2 separate regions of the Homo sapiens genome follow, and region 1 is linked to region 2. Evidence: chromatin loops called from intact Hi-C (ENCODE). Cell type or tissue: B cell. All regions are shown on one strand. Each heading gives the region's core, and the rest is flanking DNA. Links, peaks and the distances in the headings are about the cores only. Region 1 overlaps TARS1-DT (TARS1 divergent transcript). Region 2 has its middle 180 kb from the start of RAI14-DT.

Region 1 (11,877 bases), core at 3,832-11,831, 1.0 Mb before region 2:
GTTTCCATGCCCACGTTTCTTTTGTTGAGTGTTCTGGTCCACTGGGCTCCCTTCGGTAGGGGCTGCAGTTAGTAGACAAGCTGTATCCTTGCCAAGTCAGCCCTAATCTGCTGTCTGGGTACTTCCTGGAAAACATGGGTTGTGCCTGTCTGCAGAATTCAGGCAGAAGTAGGACCTCTGGGTTGTAAACTCTAGTGGATGTGGCCTGTCTGGCTATGGGAGGGGAGGATGGATGGAGTTGCCTGCCCTGCTGTAGGGGTTTTCAGGGCAACAGGAGGCTGAACTCTTTGGTAAATTCAGGCAGAAGTAGAACCACTGGGCGAGAAGCTCTAGCAGATGTGGCTCCCCTGGCTACCAGTGGTGGGAGTGGGTGAGGATAACTGCCTTGTTGTCCAGATGCTTCCTGGAACAACAGGAGGCTGCACCCACTAGCTGAATTTCCACAGAAGCAGGATCGCTGGGCCCAAAGCTCTACAGGTGTTGCCCACCTAGCTATCAGTATCAGAAATGTATGGGATCATGCACCCTACTGTCTGGGTGTTTCCCAGGACAATAGGAGACTGCACTCTCTGGCTGAGTTCACACAGAAGTGGGACCACTGGGCTAGAAGCTCTAGCAAGCATTGGCCACCTGGCTAGCACTGGGGTGGTGTGGGTGGGTGGAGTGGCTGGCCGAGTTTAGGGGAAAGAGAGACTGCTGGACTGGAAGCTCCGAGCCACGTTCAGCAAGAGGGGGTGGAGCAATCTTACTGTTCCCAGGCACCACAACTGTGGCCTCTATTGGGGCTGATGTGCTGGTGCTAGTCTGCTTCACAGCCCAAGGCTTGTAGAGGTCCCCTTGAATCCAAGAGTTGCTCCCACATCTGTGTGGCTCTCTGCCTCAGTCTAGAAGCATAGTGCAGGGGGAGGGGTCATGGGAAGGCTGAGGGGATTGTCCTATTCCCAGTCTTTAAAGCATGAATCCACCTGGGGGCTCTCTCTCACTCTTTGCCATGTTGGAGAGGTTCTCCTGACTCTACGCTGAGCCCACACAGGCTGGTGCCCACCTTTGCTCCTCTCTGCTCCCTGTGTTCTCCTGCTGCCTTGATGGATCCCAACATGGCTTCTCAGATGATTGACCTGCAGGGTCAGTGTTCACTAGCCCTTTTGTTTCCTTTTTGTGAGAATGGCGCATATGAGCTCCTTCTAGTCCTCTATCTTGGCTTCATCCCCTGTATTGCTTATCTTTATGTTGAGATATTTTATTTCTTCAAGCAGACTGTAAACTCTCTAAAGGCACAAATCACAGAACAGCCTAAAACAAAATAGGCATTAGTAGATATATTCTTGAGGAACATAAGGTCTAAGTTGTATATACTATCCAGATTATGCATTACATTCTGAGAAAATAGTTTATGAGAGTTATTTCCTAAGGAAAAAAAAAAAACTCCTAACTAAATAAAATTTGCAGTAAGAGAGAGAATCTTTGCTTTTGTTGCAATTTCTTTTGATGTTTTTGTCATGAAATCTTTGCCTGTGCCTATGTCCTGAATGGTATTGCCTAGATTTTCTTCTAGGGTTTTTATAGTTTTGGGTTTTACATTTAAGTCTTTCATCCATCTTGAGTTAATTTTTGTATAGGAGTAAGGAAGGGGTCCAGTTTCTGTTTTCTACATATGGCTAGCCAGTTTTTCCAGCACCATTTATTAAACTGAGAATTCTTTCCTCATTGCTTGTTTTTTCAGGTTTGTTGAAGATCAGATGGTTGTAGATGTGTGGTCTTATTTCTGAGCTCTCTATTCTGTTCTGTTGGTCTTTGTGTCTGTTTTTGTACCAGGGCCATGCTGTTTTGATTATTGTAGCTTTTTAGTATAGTTTGAAGTCAGGTAGCATGATGCCTCTTGCTTTGTTCTTTTTGCTTAAGATTAAGGAACTTAAACAAATTTACAAAAAAAAAAAAAAAGAAGAAGAAGAAGAAGAGAAGAAAACCATTAAAAGGCCAGGCATGGTGGCTCATGCCTGTAATCCCAGCACCTTGGGAGGCCGAGGCAGGTGGATCACAAGGTCAGGAGATCAAGACCATCCTGGCTAACATAGTGAAACCCCGTCTCTATTAAAAATACAAAAAATTAGCAGGGCGTGGTGGTGGGTGCCTGTAGTCCCAGCTACTCGGGAGGCTGAGGCAGGAGAATGGCATGAACCCAGGAGGCAGAGCTTGCAGTGAGCGGAGATCGTGCCACTACACTCCAGCCTGGGTGACAGAGTGAGTCTCTGTCTCAAAAACAAAACAAAAAAACCCAACAACCCATTAAAATTGGGCAAAGGACATGAACAGATACTTCTCATTTATGTGGCCAACAAACATGACATTTATGTGGCCAACAAACATGAAAAAAAAAAATCCCGACATCCCTGACCATTGGAGAAATGTAAATCAAAACCAAAATGAGATATCATCTCACACCAGTCAGAATGACAATTATTAAAAAGTCAAGAAACAACAGATGCTGACGAGGCTGTAGAGAAATAGGAATGCTTTTACACTGTTGGTGGGTGGGAATGTAAATTAGTTCAACCATCGTGGAAGACAGTGTGACGATTCCTCAAAGACTTAGAACCGGAAATACCATTTGACCCAGCAATCCCATTACCAGGTATATACCAAAAGGAATATAAATAATTCCATTATAAAGATAGATGCATGCATATGTTCATTGCAGCACTATTCACAATAGCAGAGACATTGAATCAACCCAAATGCCCATCAATGATAGACTGGATAAAGAAAATGTGGTGCATATACACCATGGAGTACTATGCAGCCATAAAAAGGAATGAAATCACATCCTCTGCAGGGACATGGATGAAGCTGGAAGCCATTATTCTCAGCAAACTAATGCAAGGACAGAAAACCAAACACCACATGTTCTCGCTTATAAGTGTGAGTCAAACAATGAGAACACATGGACACAGGGAGGGGAACAACACACACTGGGGTCTGTCGGGGCGGGGGGTATGGAGGGAGAGCATCAAGATAAATAGCTAATGCATGTGGGGCTTAATACCTAAGTGATGGGTTGATAGGTTCAGCAAACCACCATGGCACGTGTTTACCTATGTAACAAACCTGCACTCCTGCACATGTATCCCAGAACTTAAAATAAAATTACATTTAAAAAAAAGATAGAGAGAGAGAATCATGTAATTTGCAGAATTACCCCCAAGTGGTGGTGTCATGTGGCAGTAGTTACTAATTTTCCACCAAAATATTTTCTTCCCCTCAATAACAGAAATTAAGTGAGGTACATGACTCTTTAGCTAGAGACCAGATTCCTCAGCCTCCCTAGAAGCTATGCAACTCAGTTTGGACCAGTGAGATATGAGTAGAAGTAACTATGTGCCACTTCTGGGTCTGGGCCTTAAAACACTTGGAATAAGCAATTCCACTCTTTTTTTTGCAAATTGAAATGCAGAAATGCCAGCAACCCAAGTACAACCATGCAGATGAGAACCCTCTAGAGAAAGGGTTAACAAGCTATCACCCATAGAGCAGCCACTTGGTTTTGTAAATAAAGTTTTATTGGAACACAGCTATGTCCATTTGTTTACAAAGTATATATAGCTGCCTCTGCACCACAATGACAGAGAACTTAAGTAATTGCAACAAAGACCGTGTTGGGCTGCAAGCCTTAAATATTTGCTATCTAGTGTTTTCAGAAAAAGTTTACCAACCACTGCACTAGAGCAAAAAGATAAAAGGAACTTGGGGCCCTACATAGCTGTAACAGAAAAATAAGTAATCATCTAGTTTACTGTCATTGTATTTTGGAGCCTCTCTTCTACCTCTGTTTAGCATTTACTGTAACTATTGTATCTTATGAATTGGATTTCTGTTTTCTTCTATCTGATTGCTAGAAATAGGGGCTTATGATGGCTAGGGGAAAGCATGAATGTGGCACCATGGTCTTGTTGGCTCCCAAGTAGGTTGTACCAGCAGAGGACTCCAATTTTATTAAGCTTCCAAGCTGCTTCTCACTGAAAAATTCAGCTGGCTATGTATATCCTTGAACTAGCATAGTGTCTCAGATTGAAATATTGGTATCAACATTCCCAAACTCAGTTCTTGAGAGATAATTTAAAATAGTCCAACAGGTCAATGGGAAGATATGATGATTAATTTACATGTCAACTTGACTGGACCAGGGATGCCCAGACATTTGGTTAAGCATTATTCTGCTTGTATCTGTGAGATTTTCTGGATGAGATGAACATTTGAATGGGTGGACTGAGTAAAGAGTGCCTTCCTTAATGCAGGTGGGCCTCATCCAACAATTAAAGACCTGGGTAGAACAAAAAGGCTGAGTAATAGGGAACTCCTCCTGCCTGATTGCTTGAGCTGGAACATTGTGCCTTCAAACTTGACTGAAAAATGGGCACTTCTTGGATCTTGAGCCTGCTGGCTTTTGGACTGGAACTTTTACCATGGGCTCTCCTGGGTCTCCAGCTTTCCAATTGCAGAACTTGGGACTTCTTAGCCTCTATAATCTTGTGAGCCAATTCCTTCTAAGAAATCTCTCTCTGTCTCTTTCTCTGTCTCTGTGTCTGTCTCTCTCTCTCTCTCCTCCCCTCTTTCTCTCTCTTCAGATAGGTAGGTAGGTAGGTAGATAAATAGATGGCAGATAGATAGATAGTAGATAGATGATTTTGTTTCTCTGAAGAACTTTGGCTAATATTCAGAATATTTTTTATGTATACACAAATTACTCATATATTGCTATAAGAAACAGGACTTGAAAAAATGTTTTTATTCATAATCACATCACCATAATTGAATCATTGGGTGGGAAGTACTCAGAAACAACATGGATATGTGCAGATTTGTTTGGAGGAAAAACTATCAGACTATACAACTCAGAGAACCAAGTGATTCTTTACCAGCAAGCACTCAAGTTCCGTATTTTTAGAAAGACCTTCCAGTTACTGCCCTTATATGCATTTTTTTTTTATTTGATGAGGCCCAAAAGATTGTACAGAAGAATTTTCATTTTTTTAGACCAGTATTCCTAACTGTAAGTAATTTTGCCCCCATAGGACATTTGGCAATGTCTGAAAGCAGTTTTGGTCATGACAACTGGGAGAAGAGTGCTATTGATATTCAGTGGGTAGAGGTCAAGGATCCTGCTAAGCACCTATAGTACACAGAACAGTGGCTTCCCTCAACAAATAATTATTTAGCCCCAAAATGTCAATAGTGCTGAGTTTGTGAAAAATCCTGCTTCAGACAATGCTTTTGATATCCGGGTAAGGCCACATATCAAAGTCCAGCAGCCATTTATTTAGTAAAAATGAACTCACAGCCTTTCCTGGAAACTGTTTTTAATAGAGGTAGGAAGGATGAAGAAAAGTGTGAGGTGCTCAGATACCTTCAGGGAATGGCACAGATACTCTGCAAAGAAATGAGAAGGGAGGGACGCCAAAGGCAAATGCACAATTCTACACATTTACAACTTACTTTGGAGGAAAGCATGCCCTTTGGAGATGAGGTTCAGAACCTCCTAAAAGCTATCCAGAATGTATTCCTCATACGCTAGGCCTCTCAAAGCTATTTTAAATCTGTCTTAGTCCATTTTGTATTGCTATAACAGAATACCACAGCTAGGAGATTTACAAAGAGAATGAACTTATTTCTTAAATTCTGGAGGCTGGCAAATCCAAGGTCAAGGGGCCTATACCCAGGGAAAGCTTTCTTGCTGCATCATCCTATGGTGGAAAGCAGAAGGGCAAGAGAGCTCAAGAGAGCAAAAGAGCAAGAGGGGGCCAAACTCACTTTTATAGCATGCCCACTCTCACAATAACTAACCCACTCCCAAGATAATGACATCACTCCAATCATGATGGCAGAGCTGTCACGACATAATCACCTCTTACTAGGCTCCACACCCCAACAGTTGTATTGGGGATTCAGTTTTCAACACATGAACTTTAGGGGACACAGTTAAATCATAGCAAAAGCTCTCAGCAAAGAAGAGATATGACAAAAATGAAAACAAATTGAGGAATATTATCCATAATGGTTCCAAATAAATCTAGAGTAAACCAGAGAGGGTAACCGGCTAGAGCATTCATTTCCCCAAACATAATTAACTTTTATAGCCCTTTAGAATTTGCAAAGTACTTTGTATACTTGTACTTTCATTTTATCCTCCCAACAAGTTCTGGAATCAGGTTTATTACTTCTATCACCATTTTATAGCTGAGGAACATGATTATATCACACGGGGCTCCAACAGAGAACAGAGGGCACACTCGGGTTAGAGTAATTTAAAGAGGGTTTATTTAAAACAGATGAGAAGTATAGGGAGTCAGGATCCTACAAATAGTAATTGTGGGAAATCTGTAACCACATGTAGGCCAGGCAGGGTGAGGGTAGCCAGCATTTGCTGGAACCTAGAAGGGAAGTGTTCTGTAGTTATTGCTATGAGATCAGCAGTGACCTTTGGTTGTGAAACATCAGCAGCACAAGGCAACCTCCTCCTGGGAAGAGCCAGGGGTATACATGTCCTGATTTTGTTTTCTTCCCTCCCAACTCCTGCTGAGGGTCTCACTGGCTGGAAGCAACTGGAGGCCAATGGCCCAGCAGTCCATTGGTACAGGCCACACCTTTTCCCCTTCAACATCCTCTATAGCTTTTCATCCACATGAAAAGTGTGTGCCTCCAACACAAGGGACACATGAAGTCCCTTCAGAATGTGTATCATCATGGAGTGATCTTGATTCAATCATATTCCCTCACGAGAAGTAAAAAGTTAGCCACTCCTAGTATTCTTTATATATGATACATATATAAGGAAAAGTTGGGGGAGTGGAAAAAAAAGTAACAAAAAACATAACTTCTACAGGCCATACTTCTTTCTGGTCATGAGGGCTAATTTAGCAATCATAGCACTAGCACCAGCTCCATGGATGCACAACCTGGGGAGTCACACAGGACTCAATACTTAGAAGCGCGCTCTACACTTAGTTGCTGCTCCACTGTGCCTATTAAATAGATTGAAATTAACAAGGAGCCCTACATTTTTATTTTGCATTGGGTTCTGCAAATTATGTAGCTAATATTGTATAACTCTGTTCTTCTAGCACCTATTCAAGTTACCCTTAGCCTTTGTCAGGACCTCGCTAGACTGGGTTCTTTACCTAGAAGGATAGCCCAAACCTTCCTTCCTTCCTTGTCTTTGTTGGGTTCCCAGAGTTTTCCAACAGCAGAATATTAGACAAGGAAGTACTAAAAAATGTCTCAACGAATCTCCTGGGTTCTTGACAAAACTCTCCTTTATGTAGAAGAAACCCATTTGTCCTCTTGTAATCAGGATCAATCACTCTGGCCAGAAAAACAATCCCAATTCTGCCTGTGAGTGTAGCAGTACGTGAAGCCCCACATAGGGTGTACTCTTAGGCCAGTTGATCAGAACCATGACTATGCCCCTGATAGAAGCATTCTTCCCTCAGGGATTAGTTTCTTCAAAATCATCCAGCCCAAGGTTGTAGGAACCAGAAGCAAAAATTATTCAAATGAGTAATTAAGGATTGATAATGAAGAAGACTCTTTTGCCCCAAACCCATAGAGAGATGGTTATGTACAAACTTCTATTATTTGTAACATTATTTGTAGCATATCACATAATTTTGCTTCACTTCTCAAGGCAGAGCTATTGACAGCCACTTTCCTAAAAAGTATGTAGGAGGCCAGTGTGGTGGTTCACACCTATAATCCCAGCATGAGAGGCCAAGGTGAGAGGATCATTTGAGGCCAGGAGTTTGAGACTAGCTGGGCAACAAAGCAAGACCTTGTCTCTAAAAAATAAAATAAAATAAAAAAAATAAAATAATGTAAAAAATTTTTAAAGCATGTAGGGTAGTTGGTGATATGGTTTGGCTGTGTCCCCACCCAAAATCTCATCTTGAATTGTAATCACCATAATCCCCATGTGTCAAGGGTGGGACCAGGTGTAGGTAATTGCATCACGGGGCAGTTTCCCCCATGCTGTTCTCCTGATAACGAGTGAGTCTCATGAGATCGGATGGTTTTATAAGTGTCTGACATTTCCCCTGCTGGCACTCATTTTCTCTCCTGCTGCTCTGTGAAGAGGTACCTTCTGCCATGATTGGAAATTTCCTAATGCTTCCCCAGCCATGCAGAACTGTGAGTCAATTCAACTTCTTTCCTTTATAAATTACCCAGTCTCAGGTATTTCTTCATAGCAGAGAACGGGTTAATACAGTGGGCATAAATTATAACACTGGGAGTAAATCAGAAGTTTTTTTTTGTTGGCAAATACACAAAAGTTGTATAACAGTGTTTTGTGCTTTAGGTCTGAGATGTGTTGGACGCTCCCGTGATCTTTGCTTAGCTCTAAACACATAGTGAAAGAACACCTTCCTAACACCAGAGGGCACTGTGCCACAGGGATACCTCTGCGAGGTTCCCACACTAGCAACTCATTACATTCTTCCCCTATGTTCCTGCACCACAGTCAACCTGTTAGAAATGCCTTCTGCACCTGTTGTTTCCTGACTTTTTAATGATCACCATTCTAACTGGTGTCAGATGGTATCTCATTGTGGTTTCGATTTGCATTTCTCTGATGGCAAGTGATGATGAGCATTTTTTCATGTGTCTGTTGGCTGCAAAAATGTCTTCTTTTAAGAAGTGTCTGTTCATATCCTTCGCCCATTTGTTGATGGGGTTGTTTTCTTCTTGTAAATTTGTTTGAGTTCTTTGTAGATTCTGGATATTAGCCCTTTGCCAGATGAGTAGATTGCAAAAATTTTCTCCCATTCTGTAGGTTGCCTGTTCACTCTGATGGTAGTTTCTTTTGCTGTGCAGAAGCTCTTTAGTTTAATGAGATCCCATTTGTCAATTTTGGCTTTTGTTGCCATTGCTTTTGGTGTTTTTAGACATGAAGTCCTTGCCCATGCCTATGTCCTAAATGGTATTGCCTAGGTTTTCTTCTAGGGTTTTTATGGTTTTAGGTCTAATATTTAAGTCTTTAATCCATCTTGAATTAATTGTTGTATAAGGTGTAAGGAAGGGATCCAGTTTCAGCTTTCTACATATGGCTAGCCAGTTTTCCCAGCACCATTTGTTAAATAGGAAATCCTTTCCCCATTTCTTGTTTTTGTCAGGTTTGTCAAAGATCAGGTGCTGGAGAGGACGTGGAGAAACAGGAACACTTTTATACTGCTGGTGGGACTGTAAACTAGTTCAACCATTGTGGAAGACAGTGTGGCGATTCCTCAGGGATCTAGAACTAGAAATACCATTTGACCCAGCCATCCCATTACTGGGTATATACTCAAAGGATTATAAATCATGCTGCTATAAAGACACATGCACACGTATGTTTATTGCAGCACTATTCACAATAGCAAAGACTTGGAACCAACCCAAATGTCCAACAATGATAGACTGGATTAAGAAAATATGGCACATATACACCATGGAATACTATGCAGCCATAAAAAATGATGAGTTCATGTCCTTTGTAGGGACATGGATGAAGCTGGAAACCATCATTCTCAGCAAACTATCATAAGGACAAAAAACCAAACACCGCATGTCCTCACTCATAGGTGGGAATTGAACAATGGGAACACCTGGACACTGGAAGGGGAACATCACACACCGGGGCCTGTTGTGGGGTTGGGGGACGGGGGAGGGATAGCATTAGGAGATATAACTAATGTAAATGACGAGTTAATGGGTGCAGCACACCAACATGGCACATGTATACATATGTAACAAACCTGCACGTTGTGCACATGTACCCTAGAACTTAAAGTATAATAAAAATATATTTAAAAAAAGAAACGCCTTCTGCTTTTTCTTTTTGCCATACTTAAATGAGGACTGTTTTTAAAGTTGAAAGAGAACAAAGAGTTAAGAGAAGCTGCTAGAAACAATGTTATATAGCAGTTAAATATAATTGTTAGCCTATCATTTTCTGCATCCAGCAAATTCAGGAATCTTGATCTCTCTGGTTTTCATTATACTTAGTTAAAATTAAGATACAATTCAGGCAAATGTGTCTAATGAGCATAATTAAATTGTTTTACATTAAAAGGTAAGATTAGATCCTATTGATTCTCATTCTAATTTAAATGTGGGGAGTTAGTTTGGTCTATTTAAGCCTATTAAAATTGTACATAACTCCTGGAATATCAAGCACTACTAATAATCTACTCTCATCATAAACTTTCTTCTAGATCTAGTTAGTAAAGGGGTTTTGACTTCTTTTATAATACAAATAAAGAGGTAATTTTCCAAACCTTGCTTGAAAAATTAAGCAAGTTTTGTCTCAACACTCAACATTTATTGAACATCTGCTGTGCGATAGGTTTACATCTTCCAGATGCTGGCAAAAATACACAAAGTGTGCTTTCGTGAAGTTTTCAATCAAGGAGATAAAATATATTTTAAAAAAACTATAAACTTGCAAGGTAGGAGAAGAGCTTAAGCTCAGGAGTTTGAGACAAGTCTGGGTAACATAGTGAGACCTCATGTCTACTAAAAATTAAAAAATATATATATTAGCCGAGCGTGGTGGTGTGCACCTGTAGTCCCAGCTGTTCAGGAGACTGTGGCGAGGGGATCAATTGAGCCTGGGAGATCAAGGCTGCAGTGAGCTGTGATCACACCACTGCACTCCAGCCTGGGCAACAGAGCAAGACTCTGTCTCAAAAATAAATAAATGGATAGATAGATAGAATAAAAAATAAGAAAAAATTAACTGGGTGTGGTGGTGTGTGCCTGCAGTCCTACCTACTTGGGAAGCTGAGGCAGAAGGACTGCTTGAGTACAGCAGTTTGAGTCTGTAGTGAGCTATGATTGTGCCACTGCACTCCAGCCTGGGTAATGGAGCAAGACCTCATCTCAAAGAAAAAAGAAAAGAAAAGGACTATTATTAAAATCAAGGTGTCAGCTAAAGAGCAGTTATATATATATACACACACACACACACACACACACATATGTATATGTGTATACATATATATGTAATCTGCAAATTAGGTAGCTAATATTGCATAACTCTGTTCTCCTAGCACCTTTTCAAGTTACCCTTAGCCTTTGTCAGGACCTCGCTAGACTAGATTCTTTACCTAGAAGGATAGCCCAAACCTTCCTTCCTTCCTTGTCTTTGTTGGGTTCCCAGAGTTTTCCAACAGCGAAACATTAGACAAGGAAGTACTAAAAAAGGTCTCAGTGAATCTCCTGGGTTCTTGACAAAATTCTCCTTTATGTAGAAGAAACCCGCTTGTCCCCTTGTAATCAGGATCAATCACTCTGGACAGAAAAACAACCCCCAATTCTGCCTGTGAGTGTAGCAGTACGTGAAGCCCCACATAGGGTGTACTCTTAGGCCAACTGATCAGAACCATTACTGTGCATATATATATATATAATATATGTATATACATATACGTATGTGTATATGTGTGTGTGTGTGTATATATATATATATATACACATATATAGTAAACTTGCTTAGCTCTAAATACACACATAGTGAAAGAACAAGTTGAACCGGTAAGTTCTACCAAGAACCACATGAAACTACCAGCAGACACTATTGTAAGCGCCAAGGGGACCTTTCTCCTTGGCCCTCTGAGGTTTGGCTGAAAATCACTAACATGAGGAACATTAATAGAAAAAACATACAAATTTACTTAACGTGTATACACAGGAAGAATCACAGCGTGATTACCCACCCCTCAGAGGGCTTCAGAAGCTTGTGGATACAATCCCAGCGACACAGGTTATGATAGGGAGAAGAGGAATTCTGTTGAGGGATTACAAAGGAGAATGAATGTATCAGGAACACATTAATTTGTACAACATCTT
Region 2 (17,008 bases), core at 5,030-13,029:
TCTACAGAAGACAACTCTTGTTTTACTGGTTCAGATAGAGAGTGAGGACTGTTTAAATCTGTATCTCCTGATAAAGTGGCAAATAGATGAGATAATGCATAAGTAGGGATGCCTAGAGTTGGTCTGAGATAATTGATGTTACCCAGTAAATTTCAAAAAATCATTTAAGGTGTTTAAATTGTCAGTACGAAGTTGGACTTTTGGAGGCTTAATGGAGTGAGCTTCTAGCTGCATTCCTAAGTACAGAAAAGGAGTGGCTTTTTGAATTTTATCAGGAGTGATGTAGAGTCCTGCATTGGCAACAGCTAATTTTAAAGAGGGAAAACGTTGAATTAATTCATCTTTAGTGGGAGCAGCAATCAGTATATCATCCATATAATGAAGAATGTAATTATTTTTTAAAGTCTGTCAGATAGGTTGTAACACAGTACCAACAAACAACTGACAAATAGTAGGACTGTTAATCATTCCTTGAGGTAAAACTTTCCGTTGATATCTAGCTGTGGGAGCTGAATTGTTAATGGAAGGTATAGTGAAAGCAAATTTTTCACAGTCTGACTTGTCTAAAGGAATATGAAAAAAGCAATTTTAAAGTCAATGATAATTAAAGGCCATTCCTTAGGAATCATGGAGGGGGAAGGCATGCCGGATTGTAATGCCCCCATAGGTTAATAACTGCATTAACAGCTCTTAAGTCTGTTACCATCCTCCATTTTCCTGACCTTTTTTGTACAACAAACATGGGCGAGTTCCATGGAGACAAGGAGGGCTCAATAGTGTTTGCTTGTAGTAAATCATTAACAATTTCAGTTAAAGCCTCCAACTTGTGTTTGGAAAGTGGCCACTGCTCTACCCAAACAGGTGACTCACACATCCATTGTGCAGGGGCAGAGGAAGAGAAGGAGAGTGAGGGCACTGGGATGTGGACTGGGGGGAAGCAGGATTCCAAACCTCTGAAAGAAGGGGTCCCGGAGCATCAAAAGAAACAGTAGGCTTAGAAGAGGGGAGAAGTCCAAAAGGACGAGAGGAACAAGAAACAAGCCATTCAGGTGAATGCCACACATCCTCCTCTGGCAGAGGGGGCAACAGCTTAGTAGAAGAGTTAATATATACAGGTTCCAAGATAGGAGGCAGAGGGAGGGGATCATCACCAGGTTCCTCCTTTTGGGGAGAAAACAAGGAGAGATCAAATTCCTCCTCATCATCAGAAGGAGGACTAGTAGGGGGGGTCAGGTACCCAAGGTAAAGGGAGTGGCTCACCATCTGCATTAATTTGTGGCAGTTGAAGAGGATCACCAGACTGAAAAGGAAGTAAAGCAACAAGAATAAGAGCCCGGTCAGTCCAAACAGAAATAGGAAGTAAAACACCATCTCTCATGAGTTGGCAGAGCATGGCGCCAACTCTATCCCAGTCTAACAGGTCCATAGAACCTTTGTCAGGGAACCAAGGACAAGGTTTTTCAATAGTCTGAAATAAGAGAATAAGGTTACTGGAATCAGCCTTGATTCCACCCTGTTTAAGAAGAAGTTTAATAAAAGACAGATAAGCCTGGTGTTTAGACTGTGATTGTCCCATCCTAACCCTGGAATAATACTGGTCGACAGACCCAAAAACAGGGGAGAGTTGGAAAATGCGTACCCGGAGACCTTACCATCGAGACTGAAGACTAGTCATCACAAACCAGCACTCGGAGCGCACTGAGCTGAGGAACAAAGAAGGCCAAGTTGGGCCAGATATTGCAGGATCTGGCCAACAGCCCACAATGCAATGGGGCTCTTTCTTTGTTCCCAGGCAGATTGGCAGGTTAAGAAATAAAAGACACACACAAGATAGTGAAAGCTGGGTCCAGGGGGTTTACCGCCTTCTGGTCATGCAATGCCGCCAATGCACTGGATATACCAGCATTTATTATTAAGTTTAGTGAGGGTGGGGGTAGGTTAGTGAGGGATTTAGGGTCGTTTGATTATGAGGTGAGATGGTCACATTGGGATGAAGTAATTCTTTAACATAACATCAGTATGCAGAAGTACATATACAGAGATATGTACTTATACAGAGATAAGAATTTACAATATAGTGTGTGCATCAGCAATTTCTAACAGAGCCTTAAAACAGAAACACAGTCTATCCATAACCTATGTTTAGTAAGATACTAATCAGTAGTAGTAATTGCAGCAAAAGCTGGTTGCAAGCAATCAATAGAAGCAGAATGTGAAACTAGACAACCAGTTAGACCACAAATTCTCAGAAGGGAGTGTCTTAACCCTAAAGAGACCTAGAAGAGCCATGGCAACTTAAGGGCATTTATAGCCCTATCTTATCCATATGAACAGGCACCCCTCATGCGTCTATTTATAGGCTCTCCACAAGGGTCGCATTCCATTCCCAGAGATATGAACATCTGCTTTTCTGGGATAGGAATCTTGGTGATGTGAAACCTCCCTGACTGCATGTCCGTTTATAGGCTCTCTGTAGGGGGAAGCATATCATGTGCTGTTGGCTCATTCTGGCAGCCCAACCTGGCATTGTCTTTACACAATCCTCCATGCAATTTTGTATTTACAATAATCAGGAGCATTTCATCTTTTATTCCATAGCAATAGTTTCAGGGGGTCTCCCTACATATGCCAAATTTCAACACCTTATAATATTAGGAAGGGATAAGTATGAAATTAAAGATGGATGCCAAATCAAACATAAAATTACAGAAAACAATCTTAGTATTGTATGAAGAGACCAATTTTATTTAGATAGGAGCTACTTATCTTTTACTGGACCTCTGAGTTCTGGGCAGAGCTCACACTGAATCCTGGGTCTCCAAAGGGAGAACTATTATGAGGCTTTTGTGATGCTTTTACAGGGCACTTAAACCAAAAAATTGGGCAAGGGGATCCACCAAGATGGCCAAATAGGAACAGCTCTGGTCTGCAGCTCCCAGTGAGACCAACGCAGAAGGTGGGTGATTTCTGCATTTCCAACTGAGGTACCCTGTTCATCTCATTGGGACTGGTTAGGCAGTGGGTGCAGTCCATAGATGACGAGCAGAAGCAGGGTGGGGCATTGCCTCACCCCAGAAATGCAAGGAGTGGGGGGACCTCCCTTTCCCAGAGAAAGGAAGCCATGAGGGACTGTGCTATCTGGCCCAGAGACTATGCTTTTCCCATGATTTTTGCAATCTGCAAACCTGGAGATCCCCTCGTGTTCCTACACCACCAGGACCCTGGGTTCAAGCACAAAACTGGGCAGCTGTTCAGGCAGACACCGAGCTAGCTGCAGGAGTTTGTTTTTTTTTTTTGTACCCCAGTGGTGCCTGGAACCCCAGTGAGACAGAATCTTTCACTCCCCTGGAAATGGGGCTGAAGCCAGGGATTCAAGTGGTCTCGCTCAGCAGGTCCCATTCCCACAGAGCCCAGCAAGCTAAGAACCCCTGGCTTGAAATTCTCACTGCCAGCACAGCAGTCTGACGTCGACCTGGGATGATTGAGTTTGGTGGGGAAAGGGGCGTCCACCATTACTGAGGCTTGAGTAGGCAGTTTTCCCCTGACAGTGCTAAGGACTGGGCAGAACTCAACACAGCATGGCAAAGCGACTGTGGCCAAACTGCCTCTCTAGATTCCTCCTCACTGGGCAGAGGATCCCTGAAAGAAAAGCAGCAGCCCCAGTCAGGGTCTTATAGATAAAAATCCCATCTCCCTGGGACAGGTAGCACCTGGGAGAAGGAGGGATTGTGGGCATAGCTACAGTGGACTTAAACGTTCCTGCCTTCTGGCTCTGAAGAGAGCAGTGGATCCTGACAAGGAGGGTTCTCACAGCACTTGAGCTTTGCTAAAGGACAGACTGACTCCTCAAGTGGGTCCCTGACCCCCATGCCTCCTGACTGGAAGAGAGCTCCCAACAGGGATTGACAGACACTTCACACAGGAGAGCTCTGGCTGGCATCAGGCCAGTGCTCCTCTGGGAAGAAACTTCCAGAGGAAGGAGCAGGCATCTATCTTTGCTGTTCTGCAGCCTCTGCTGATGATATCCAGGCAAATAGGGTCTGGAGTGGACCTCCAGCATACTGCAGCAGACCTGAAGAAGAGGGGCCTGACTTTTAGAAGAAAAACTTGAAAGCAATAACATCAACATCAACAAAAAGGGCCGACACACAGAAACTCCATCCAAAGGTCATCAGCCACAATGATCAAAGGTAGATAAATCCACAAGGATGAAGAAAAACCAGTGCAAAAATGCTGAAAATTCCAAAAACCAGAATGCCTCTTCTCCTTGAAGTGATTACAACTCCTCTCTAGCAAGGGCACAAACTGGCCAGAGAATGAGTTTGATGAATTGGTACAAGTAGCCTTCAGAAGGCGGGTAATAACAAACTCCTCTGAGCTAAAGGAGTATGTTCTGACCCAATGCATGGAAGCTACGAACCTTGACAAAAGGTTACAGGAAGTGCTAACTAGAATAACCAGTTTAGAGAAGAACATAAATGACCTAATGGAGCTGAAAAACAGAGCACAAGAACTTCGCAAAGCATACACAAGTATCAATAGCCAAATCAATCAAGCAGAAGAAAGGATATCAGAGATTGAAGATCAACTTATTGAAATAAGACATGAAGACAAGATTAGAGAAAAAGAATGAAAAGGAATGAACAAAGCCTCCAAGAAATATAGGACTATGTGAAAATACCAAACCTATGATTGATTGGGGTCCCCGAAGGTGACAGGGAGAATGGAACCAAGTTGGAAACACACTTCAGGATATAATCCAGGAGAACTTCCTCAATATAGCAAGACAGGCCAACACTCAAATTCAGGAAATACAGAGAATACCACAAAGATACTCCTCGAGAAGAGCAACCCTAAGGAACAATATCGTCAGAGTCTCCAAGGTTGAAATGAAGGAAAAAATGTTAAGGGCAGCCAGAGAGAAAGGTCAGGTTGCCTACAAAGGGAAGCCCATCAGACTAACAGTGGATCTCTCTGCAGAAACCCTACAAGCCAGAAGAGAGTGAGGGCCAATATTCAACATCCTTAAAGAAAAGAATTTTCAACCCAGAATTTCATATCCAGCTAAACTGAGTTTCATAAGTGAAGGAGAAATAAAATCCTTTAGAGACAAGCAAATGCCAAGGGATTTTGTCACCACCAGGCCTGCCTTACAAGAACTCCTGAAGGAAGTACTAAATATGGAAAGGAAAAACCAATACCAGCCACTGCAAAAACACACCAAAACATAAAGACCAATGACACTATGAAGAAACTGCATCAACTAATGTGCAAAATAACCAGCTGGAATCATGATGACAAGATCAAATTTACACATAACAATATTAATCTTGAATGTAAATGGACTAACTTCCCCAATTAAAAGACACAGACTGGGAAATTGGATAAACAGTTAAGACCCATTGGTGTGCTGTATTCAGGAGACCAATCTCTTGTGCAAAGACACATATAGGCTCAAAATAAAGGGATAGAGGAGTATTTACCAAGCAAAGGGAAAGCAAAAAAAAGCAGGGGTTGCAATCCTAGTCTCTGGTAAACAGACTTTAAACCAACAAAGATCAAAAAAGACAAAGAAGGGCATTACATAATTGTAAAGGGATCAATCCAATAAGAAGAGCTAACTATCCTAAATATACACGAACCCAATACAGGAGCAACCAGAGTGATAAAACAAGTTCTTAGAGACCTACAAAGAGAAGTAGACTGCCACACAATAATAGTGGGAGACTTTAACACCTCACTGTCAATATTAGACAGATCTAGGAGACAGAAAATTAACAAGGATGTTCAGAACTTGATCTCAGCTCTGGACCAAGCAGACCTAATAGATGTCGACAGATATCTACCCCAAATCGACAGAATATACATTCTTCTCAGCATCACATCACACTTATTCTAAAATTGACCACATAATTGGAAGTAAAACACTCCTCAGCAAGTGCAAAAGAACGGAAATCATTAACAACCTCTCAGACCACAGTGCAATCAAATTAGAACTCAGAGGCTAAAGCAGTGTTTAGAGGGAAATTTATAGCACTAAATGCCCACATCAGAAAGTGGGAAAGATCTAAAATTGACACCCTAACATCACAATTAAAAGAACTACAGAAGCAAGAGCAAAAAATTCAAAAGCCAGCAGAAGACAAGAAATAACTAAGATCAGAGCAGAGCTGAAGGAGATAGAGACAAAAAAAACCTTCAAAAAATCAACAAATCCAGGAGCTGGTTCTTTGAAAAGATTAACAAAGTAGATAGACCACTAGGCAGAATAGTAAAGAAGAAAAAAGAGAAGAATCAAATAGACACCATAAAAAATGATGAAGGGAATATCACCACTGATCCCACAGAAATACAAACTACCATCAGAGAATACTATAAACACCTCTACACACACACACACACACACACACACACACACAAAAAAAAAAAAAAACAACTAGAAAATCTAGAAGAAATGGATAAATTCCTGGACACATATACTCTCCCAAGACTAAACCAGGAAGAAGTCTAACCCCTGAGTAGACCAACACCAAATTGAGGTAGTAATTAATAGCCCGCCAACCAAAAAAAGCCTAGGCCCAGACGGATTCACAGCCGAATTCCACCAGAGATACAAATAAGAGCTGGTAGCTTTCCTTCTGAAACTATTCCAAACAATAGAAAAAGAGGGAATCCTCCCTAACTCATTTTATGAGGCCAGCATCAAAACCTGGCAGAGACACAACAAAAAAAGAAAATTTCAGGCCAATATCCCTGATGAACACGATGCAAAAATCCTCAATAAAATACTGGCAAACCGAATCCAGCAGAACATCAAAAAGCTTATCCACCATGATCAAGTCGACTTCATCCCTGGGATGCAAGGCTGGCTCAACATATGAAAATCAATAAACATTATCCATCACATAAACAGAACCAATGACAAAAAACACATGATTATCTTAATAGATGCAGAAAAAGCCTTTGACAAAATTCAACACCCCTTCATGCTAAAAACTCTCAATAAATTAGGCACTGATGGAACGCATCTTAAAATAATAACAGCTATTTATGACAAACCCACAGCCTATATCATACTGAATGGGCAAAAGCTGGAAGCATTCCCTTTGAAAACCAGCACAAGACAAGGATGCCCTCTCTCACCACCCCTTTTCAACATAGTGTTGGAAGTTCTGGCCAGAGCAATCAGTCAACAGAAAGAAATAAAGCGTATCAAATAGGAAGAGAGGAAGTCAAATTGTCTCCGTTTGCAGATGACATGATTGTATATTTAGAAAACCCCATCTTCTCAGCCTAAAAACTTAAGCTGATGAACAACTTCAGCAAAGTCTCAGGATACAAAATCAATGAGCAAAAATCACAAGCATTCCTATACACCAATAACAGACAAACAGAGAGTCAAATCATGAGTGAACTCCCATTCACAATTGCTTCAAAGAGAATAAAATACCTAGGAATACAACTTACAAGGGATGTGAAGGACCTCTTCAAGGAGAACTACAAACCACTGCTCAAGAAAATAAGAGAGAATACAAACAAATGGAAAAAGAATTCCATGTTCATAGATAGGAAGACTCAATATAATGAAAATGGCCATACTGCCCAAAGTAATTTATAGATTCAATGCTATTCCCATCAAGCTACTATTGACTTTCTTCACAGAACTAGATAAAACTGCTTTAAACTTCATATGGAACCAAAAAAGAGCCTGTATAGCCAAGACAATCCTAAGCAAAAAGAACAAAGCTGGAGGCATCATGCTACCTGACTTCAAACTATACTACAAGGCTACAGTAGCCAAAACAGCAACTGGTACTGGTACCAAAACAGAGATGTAGACCAATGGAACAAAACGGAGGCCTCAGAAATAACACCACACATCTACAATTGAGGGACATTCTGGCTATTACTCCTCAAAACTGGCTAAATACCTGGCTATTACTCCTCAAAACTGCTGTCATGAAATCTCTCACAGACTAGAGGAAACTGAGGGAACATGAGGACAGAATGAGATGTGCTGTCCTGAGTGGGATCCTGGAACAGAAAAAGGACATTAGTTGAAAAACTAGTGATATTAAAATACAGTCTGGATTTTGACAATAATGTGGAAATGCTAGTCTCTTAGTTTTGACAAACGTATCATGGTAATGTGAGATTTTAACCTAGAGGAACCTGGGTGAGGTGTGTATGGGAACTCTGTATCACTTTATAACTTTATTTATTTATTATTCATTTATTAATTTTTTTTTGAGACAGAGTCTCACTCTGTTGCCCAGGCTGGAGTGGAGTGGCATGATCTCGGCTCACTGCAACTTCTGTCTCCCAGGTTCCAGCGATTCTCATGCCTCAGCTTCCCAAGTAGCTGGGATTACAGGCCTGGGCTACCACACCCGGTTAATTTATTGTATTTTTAGTAGAGATGGGGTTTCACCATGTTGGCCAGGCTCGAACTCCTGACCTCAGGTGATCTGCCCGCCTCGGCCTCCCAAAGTGCTGGGATACAGGCGTGAGCCACTGCGCCTGGCCACTTTACAACTTTAACATAAATCTAAAATTATTCTGAAATTTAATAAAATTACAATGCTACCCTGTTGCTTCACCTCCCAAATTCTAGCCCGTTTTAGAACTGTTTGTAGGCTGTAGAATCTCTCATATCTGCATTATATTATGTACTATATTTCTGCTATATTGAATTTCTCCGGAGAAGAGCAAAATACAGAATACCAAACCTCTCAAAGCTGTGTGCAAGTGCTGTTACATAGTATGACCACTAGATGGAGATCGTGTCCAGGTGGCTAAAACTTAGGCTTCCTTGACCAAGCAATGTCTTGGAGCAGAGTTCACAACCAAATCTCTTTTCTGAAATAATGCAATAGGCATGAATCTCAAGTCTCCAGATTCTAGGATGTAAGAAATACTAAAGGTCTTTGTTTTCTATAAATCCGCTTGTGTACTACTTCAGGAGCCAAAGAAAATGAAACTTCCGTCCTTCTTGGGGCAATTCTCTCTTCCATTTAACCCCAGGGAAATGAAAGGTGTCAATGTTCAGGGTTTTACCAATGAACTAGGAGCCCCTGCTGGCACTGGTTACCTGTTCTCAATGAGGACCACTGAGATGCTGAGACAGGAGATAGAAAGAAATTATTTAGGCAGATAGTGAGGGTAAAAAAGTCCTCAGCAAGGCTTCCCTTTTAACAAAAAGCAGCCCAAGAAAGCATTTTTTTCTAACAAAGAGCAGCCTGAAAATCTAGCTGCGAACATAGATAAGCAAGCTGGAAGCTTGCACGGGTGAATGCCGGCAGCTATGCCAATAGAAAAGGGCTACCTGGAAGCCAGGTATGTTCAACATGGAGGCTCCATCTTCCCTTTTCTTTGTCACCACGTGTACAGTAAAGAAATAGGCAACATGGCGCTGGCCAGGTAGAGAATTATTTGCATAATAAAAGATTAGCGTGGGGTCAGCAAGCTTTTTGGGCCCTATGCAAATGGCATACCTAGCCCTAACCAGTTTTTCGCACCTTATGCAAATGACACTAGTCCCACCAATCATTCGTACCCTATGTAAATCACACACTGTCTCCTCAAGCTCATCTATAAAACCCTCTGCATTTCACCACAGAACCGAAAAACCTGTTCAGGACCCCTATCTTCGCAACAGAGAGAGCTATTCTCTTTCTTTCGCCTACTAAACTTCCGCTAAGCTCACTCTTTATCCCCTTCCTAGTTTTCTGCCGCCGTGAGACAACAAATCTCAGGTATTTACCCCAGACAATGATGTTAATTCAATGTTCATTGTTCCTGCTCCCATGACCTCATCTGGCCTACGGCTGTCTTGCTTTAGTGTCAGGTTTGGAACCTGAGCACCTTGGCAAGGTTGGGGACCAAGGAACATAGGACAGGCCTCTCTGCTGTCCTTCTGGGTCCTTTCACATCCTCAGAGCACTCTTAGGACCCAAGGCACAGATGTCTTCTCCTCCCAGCACCCCAGGACTACTCTTTTGTTTATGCTGGCCTTGCGTCCCTCTCTTCCTCTTCAGGCTGCCCTCCAAGGCCCTCTCTTTCATTCACCTCTGTCCATCTAAAGGAAAAAATGGAGGCAGAATTGACATAAGTAGAGAGTTTATTTGGGCCAAGTTTGAGCACTGCAACCAAGGGGCAGAGACCCAAGTTGCCCTGAATCTATGCTCCCATTAACAGCAGTTACAAGTGGGTTTTTAAAGGAAGTGGGTTTTTAAAGCAGTTCCTAAGTTGCTTACCAAGAACTTACATTAAAATAACGTAAGCTATTGATGGGCTGTAGAATGTTCTTTGTGTCACAAATTTCAGAAACATAAAGACAATGGGTGAGGCAGCTCTTTGCTAGTTTTCTTTTCTGACATCAAACTCTATTCTCCTCAATGGATTTAAGCATCCATAAACAAATGTTAAGAGGAGATGGTTTGAAAGCAATACCTGCTTTCAACCTGCTATAAACCTTCCCTAAAGCAAAGAAGTACCAGCTGCTATTTTCCACAAAAGAAATAAAATGTAAACTCAAAATTCTTCAGTAAGTACCCTGTCACACCATGGAGGCACACCTCTGTGACCAGCTCATAATGGATGCCTCTATACCACCGTTTCCTATGCAAATAGGAAATAATAAAATAATAAAAATATTTAAAAATAATAAAAGCTGCTACTTGCTAGAAAATGCCTTCCTTTGTTACCTTCTCTCTGGATACCAACTCTGTGATAGACCTCAATAAGGATGAGGAGTGTCAACTCCCACAGAACAGATTGGTTGGGAAGTAACTGATCCCTGGATCGCTGCCTACGGTGGCCCTGCTTATGCAGACAGGTGGCAAAGTGAACCTTCCACAACCCTTGCTTCAGTTCATCTTAGTGAATAACCATTGAGCTTTTCCATAGGTAGAACAAACAAACGACCACTGTGATCACTGTCTAAGATTTACCCCCTGACCGTAAGGAGCTTATGCTTTCAGGGGAAGATGCATCCTTAATTGTGAGAAGGATCATGGTGTGGGTTCTCCAGTTCCACAATGACAGGTTATGTTATAGGAAGGGAAAGGTGATGCATCCCGTTGTCTTAAGAGTTTCTACCCTTCTCCAAAGGAAACAACAAAGCAGCAAGTGCCAAGTGCCCTTCCACCTGCTTCTAGATCAAGGCTGAGAACATTTAAGCAGGACTATCCCAGAAGGTAAACCAAACTGGTTTTGCCAGCTGCTGTGGATTGAATTGTACCCCCTACCCCTAAATTCAGACTTGGAAGCAGTAACGCTCGATGTGACTGTATTTTAAGATGGTATCTTTAAGAGGTAATTAAGGTTAAATCAGGTCATAAGGCAGGGCCCCGATCTGATAGGATTAGCGTCTTTACCAGAAAAGACGTCAAAGGCCAGAGAGTTCATGCATGTGGCTCCCCAGCCCCTCGGAAGAAAGGCTATCCGAGGATAAGGCAGGAAACAGCTCTCACTGGGATCAAGGCTGACACCTCGAGCCCGGACTTACCAGAACTGTGAGAAAGCACATTTCTGTTATTTATGCCACCCCGTCTGGGGTATTTGTGATGGCAGCCGAGCTGACTACCACACCACATTGCTTCATCACTCACCTGACACACACAAAGGGGTTGAGGCTGAGGAGGTCTAGGGGTACATTGATGTGGAGGATTAAGAGGGAAAGTCATGAGAGAATGAACCCTGACTTATGTCACAGGGGCTTAGAGGACACAGGAATCAGTGCCACACCTACCTTCGACATCTCTCTTCAGGGTCTGGTTGGAACAGGCAGAAGGGGGCAACGGCTGCGCTGGAGCAAGTGTGCGTGCTTGCTGGGGCCAGACGTGGCGCTGTGAAACAGAGCCCCTCTGAGAAGACTCTGTGGGGATCAAAATGCGACCCTGACGGGCCAGGCAACCAAAGCCCAGGGCCTGAGAGAGGAGTCAGAAGAAGCCCACCAGAAGAGAGGCGTGGTTGCTTCAGCTGACCTACAGCGGCAGGTCCCATGGGGGTCTGCAAGGGTCTCACACTAGCTGCCTGATACGGTTTGGTTTGTCTCCTCCAAATCTCATGTTGAAATGGGGTCCCCATTGCTGGAGGTGGGGCCTGATGGGAGGTGTTTGGGTCATAAGTGTGGATTCCTCATGGAATGACTTGGTGATCTCCTTGCAGTAATGAGTGGGTTCTTGCTCTGTTCCTTCAGGCAAGAGCTGGTTGTTTAAAGAGCCTGGCACCTCCTCCCCTCTCTCACTCCCTGTCTCATCAGTGGGACACACCTGCTCCCTCTTCACCTTCTGTGATGAGTAAAAGCATCCTAAGACCTCAGCAGAACCAGAGGCTGGCACTATGCTGCCTGTACTATCTGCAGAACTGTACAGGGAGGTCAATTATGTCCTGTCTCTCTTGGAAAATCTACATCTTATGTAAGGTAAACTAAACACATGACAAGAAGGAATGGGACAAGTCAATGAGGCATTCGTCTTAGGGTGGGCAAAGGGATGATTTCTGGTGTTGTCCTTGTCCTCTACCTGTGAAGATAGGCTGGCAAGTGACACTGTCAGGGAGAGAGTCAATAGAACTGTTTAGGGCAGTTAATCCAGGGCAAATCCGTATCCAGACAGGTCTGCAACAACCTCAATTTTTACCTCCACAGAAGAAAGAATTTGAGGGGCAGAAGGCAGAAGGAGAGAGACTGCATCAAGTGTTAGAGCAGGAGGTTTATTAAAAAGCTTTACAGCAGGAATGAAAGGAAGAAAAGCACACTTAGAAGAGGGCCAGGAGGGCATTTTGAGAGATCAAGTGCCCCGTTCGACCTTTTGACCTCGGGCTTTATGTATCGGCATATTTCTGGGATCCTGTGTTACTTCTCCCCTGATTCTTCCCTTAAGGTGGGCTGTCCATATGTGCTCACCTGAGCCCACTTGCCCAACTCCTGAGGTCTTATCAGGAAGCTGCTGATCACCAGTTTTAGGTGTTTTCTATCTACTGGAAGACTGCCCTTCCCTGGCACTGGCTGCAACCAATTATTACTTTACAGAGACAGTTAACAACCACCTGACCGTCACCACCATCAACATTCCTGGTGGTGAGGGCAGGGAGCCCTCTCCTATCCTGCTCGTGTCTGACTAGCTATCAACTGTAATACTTACAAGAAGAGCAAGAGATACCAGGCAGGCATGCACGTAGAGGAAAGACCATGTGAGGACATGGTGAGAAGGCAGCATTGGCAAACCATGGACAGAGAAACCAAACCTTCCGACTCCCTCATCTTGGACTTCCAGCCTCCAGAACTTGGTAAAAATCCATTTCTGTTGTTTAAGCCATCCAGGCTGTGGTATTTTGTTATGGCAGCCCAGACCAACTGATTCACTGCCCCTGCACACAACTCTGGTGGGATGAGCCACAGCAAAGCCAGAGAGTCAGGCATGCCCCACACCGTTGCTGGTTGCCCAGCTAGAGCAAGGCAGGGCAAGGGGAGGCTTCACACTGGTGAGTGTCTAGGATTTTGATAATTACACCAACTGTATCAGAGCTCCATCGTCATGGCCAGGCGCAGTGGGCTCATGCCTGTAATCCCAGCACTTTGGGAGGCCGAGGCAGGCAGATCACGAGCTCAGGAGATGGAGACCATCCTGGCTAATACAGTGAAAGCCCGTGTCTACTAAACATAAAAAAAAGCCAGGTATGGTGGCACGCACCTATAGTCCCAGCTACTTGGGAGGCTGAGGCAGGAGAATTGCTTGAACCTGGGAGGCAGAGGTTGCAGTGAGCTGAGATTGCGCCAGTGCACTCCAGCTTGGGCAACAGAGCGAGACTTTGTGTCAAAAAAAAAAAAAAAAAAAAAAGAGTTCCATCGTCATTAGACTAGACTGGACTTTTTGTGATCTAAAAGTAAGTGGAACTATTACGGGAAATGCTGGACATTCATCAGAGGGATTGGGAAGCGGGAGTCTGCAGAGTGGCTTTGTGGGGACAGACAAAGAACACAGGTGTTCTCTTCTTGTGCCCCAACCAATCCAGCCCATTTAAGGAAACAGCTAAACTAATATTTACTGAGCACTTCCTGATTGCCAGGCACTTTTCTAAGCCTTTGCTGTGGATTAATTCCTCAGTCCTCACAGTGAGGCTCCTCCTCATTTCTCACCAGAAGAAATTGACGTGCAGGAAGGTCAGGCGTGTTGCCCTGTCTCACGGTCCTGCTCCCCAGGGAGGGTGGGGAGGCTGGCTCTTTGCGAGTTAGGTTTGGCTGGGCCTGGAAGCACAGGAAGGACTCTGACAAGCAGGGATGGGAAGAAACACCTTCGAAGCTTCACAGGGTTAGGCACAGACACGAAGGTGGGAAGAGCAAGGTTTGTCCTAATAATGTCTGGTGAGGGGCATAGAAGTGAGGAACCTAGGGAGGTAGACTGCTGGAAAGAGGGGGGCCGAGTTGTGAAAGACTCCACCTCGCCAGCTAGGAGTCTCTGGACACCAGTTTTCACTCCTCCGCACACTGTGTGCCATGTGCATATTTGCTCTTTTTTTATCCTCACGGGGACCCAGTGGGCTTGAAACCGCCTTTGCAAAATTATGACAGAGACAGTGAAAGAGATCTAACATAACCGACTCCATCTTGCTTCTAACCTCCAAGCTGTCCTTGTTCCTTCCTGGGCGTAGGCTGAACTAACTATGGGAGAAACTTAGTTTATAGTTTAAAACAGACAATAACAGCCCTTTCCCAAAGCAGACCTCCTTCTTCCCTGAGGACTAGATTGCCTTTGTAATACTAACATTAGCCACAAAATTAGAAATTATGGTTTAGGAGTCATGCCGCTGGAGGCTACAAGATTCTGACCCTCCCTAAACTGCTCCTAAGATCAGTGCTTGAGATATTCTGCAGACCCTGCACTTGATGTATCAGCTGGCACCACCCAGATCAATAAACTGGTTCATCTGATCTAGTGGCCCCCACCCAGGAACTAACTCAGTGCAAGAAGAAAGCTTTGACTCGCTATGATTTCATCTCTGACCAATCAGCATTCCTGGCTCACCAGCTTCCCCCTACCCACCAAGTTGTCCTTAAAAACTCTGCTCCCTGAATGCTCATTTGGGGAGACTGATTTGAGTAATAACAAAACTCTGGTCTCCCACGCAGTTGTCTCTGCATGAATTACTCTTTCTCTATTGCAATTCCCTTGTCTTGAGAAATCGGCTCTGTCTAGGCAGTGGGCAAGGTGAGCCCACTGGGTTGTTACAGCCTTTTTCAGTCTGTGGTCAGGTCCCCTCATAATGACAATACTGGATCTTAGTGACATGCAGATAGGACCCGAGACTGCGGAAGCAAATAGAATCTCAGGACCCCAAACTCACTATGCCAAAGGGAAAGTTGAGTTTGGGAACTGAGTCACACAACACTTTTTCGTGTTCCCAAACAGATAGCTGTAACTTCACAGCCCATGTCATAGCCTCATCCAGAAGCCAGATTCCTACAACAATAGAAGGCCACATACCTCTCTAGGTGTGCTCCCTCACAAATTGCTCACAAGCACATTTTTTGTGAGCCCCTAAATCTTTTAGATACATATCCCTCCTATAAATGGGCCCTAAATCTGAGTTCTGTTGACTCTCACCCTGACAATATCAATTGCCAGCTTATTTTCACAGGTAGAGGACAACACCAGAAATCACCCTCCACCCACCCTGAGAAGAATGCATCATTGACTTGTCCCATTCCCTCTTTTTACATGTTTACCTTATGTAAGATGTAGATATACCAAGCGAGACCTTTTCCTTTACTCCCTCTTTTCAGGTAAAAAATGTAGATTTACTGAGCGCTAATCAGAGCCTCACAAGAACATGACCATCTGCTTTGCTGTCCACCCTTCCTCCCTTTCCCCTTCCTACTTGCTCTTTCCCCTGTAAATGCTGAAGTTCCCAAAACTTTATTTGGAAAAAGTGCAAGTCACCGAGGCTCCTGTGACTTGTTTCCCTAGTGTATCCTCAAATTTTGGCTAAAAATCCTCTATCAATGGAGACACTTGCCTCAGTCACTTTTTGGTTAATAAGACCGATATGGACAGGAGGCTGGGAAACACTGGGTAGAAGAGGGAGGTTCCCTGGCAAAAGCCCCACCCTCAAGCCTGAAAACCCATGGCCCTAAATGGGAACAGGCATTCCTGTTTTTGTGCCCTAATGTTGCCTTTTGGCCCATCACACCCCACTATCCTGTACCCATATAAACCCCAAACCTCAGGCTCCACGAGCAGAAGAGCACAGAGCAGCAGAGTGGCACAGCAGAGAAGGGGAGAAGATAAGGAGCATCTGAACATCAAGAGGAGTTTGACTGGGGACTGTCAGAGAGGAGATAGGCCATAGAATGATGGAACTCCAGGGGAAGATCATCTTCCCACTCCATCCCCTTCCCAGCTCCCCACCCATCCTGCTAAAAGCCACCTCCACCTCTCAATAAAATCCCCACATTCACCATTCTTCAAGTTCATGTGACCTGATTCTTCCTGGACACTGGATGAAGACCCAGGTACCAAGAGGGCAGGGTGCAAAAGGCTGTCACCTTGACTCTCCAATGAGCTAGTTTAATACTTAGCCATCTGTGGATGGCAACTGCTAAATGAGCATTAATTGTAACACACCGCTGGATGCTACCATGGGGTCAGAGCCCAAAAGTGCTTGCCCCAGCTCCTCCACCTGCCCATCTGTATGCTCCCCATCCCGTAAGGGGTTTGAGCATGCAGTGGCCAAGCAAATGAGCCATATCCCTGTCTCTAGTTCTGCAAGGGGGTTGGAGAACTCTCCTGTTTCAAGACCAGTAATGGGACAGCACAGACAGTTGTGTAAGAACAGCAGGACTGAGCCCCGTGGGAGTGAAGGGAAGGAGAGTGAGGGCCAGGTCTGGGAGGACTGGGACAGTGACAGCAATGGGCTTATGAGGTAAAGGAGGGTTAAGGAGAAAGGGGAAGGGGTAGATGGGTGGCCCCATGACTCAGTCCATTGGCTACAACACAACACTGCA

Evidence for each region. Hi-C counts contacts between places; a loop is a spot of excess contacts. Peaks named below come from ENCODE experiments on the same cell type or tissue, not always from the same donor. Only the 100,000 strongest peaks of a DNase experiment are listed, where the experiment ranks them.
Region 1: it touches region 2 in a loop (4-fold over the local background); 19 of 110 quality-filtered maps call a loop at or near these places.

What each region holds. Positions count from the first base shown.
Region 1 is chr5:33,427,641-33,439,517 of GRCh38, forward strand. All of the region lies in intron 1 of TARS1-DT (TARS1 divergent transcript), which reads right to left. Among named protein-coding and RNA genes, the nearest start is that of TARS1-DT, 7.1 kb to the right of the region's middle. RefSeq lists a silencer at 8,337-8,386. In B cell, for the core only: CTCF peaks have their summits at 8,436 (motif pointing right) and 8,637; a DNase peak (open chromatin) is centred at 8,431.
Region 2 is chr5:34,465,914-34,482,921 of GRCh38, forward strand. No RefSeq gene overlaps it. Among named protein-coding and RNA genes, the nearest start is that of RAI14-DT, 180 kb to the right of the region's middle. RefSeq lists enhancers at 2,278-2,327, 16,975-17,008. In B cell, for the core only: CTCF peaks have their summits at 8,763 (motif pointing right) and 8,974; a DNase peak (open chromatin) is centred at 8,788.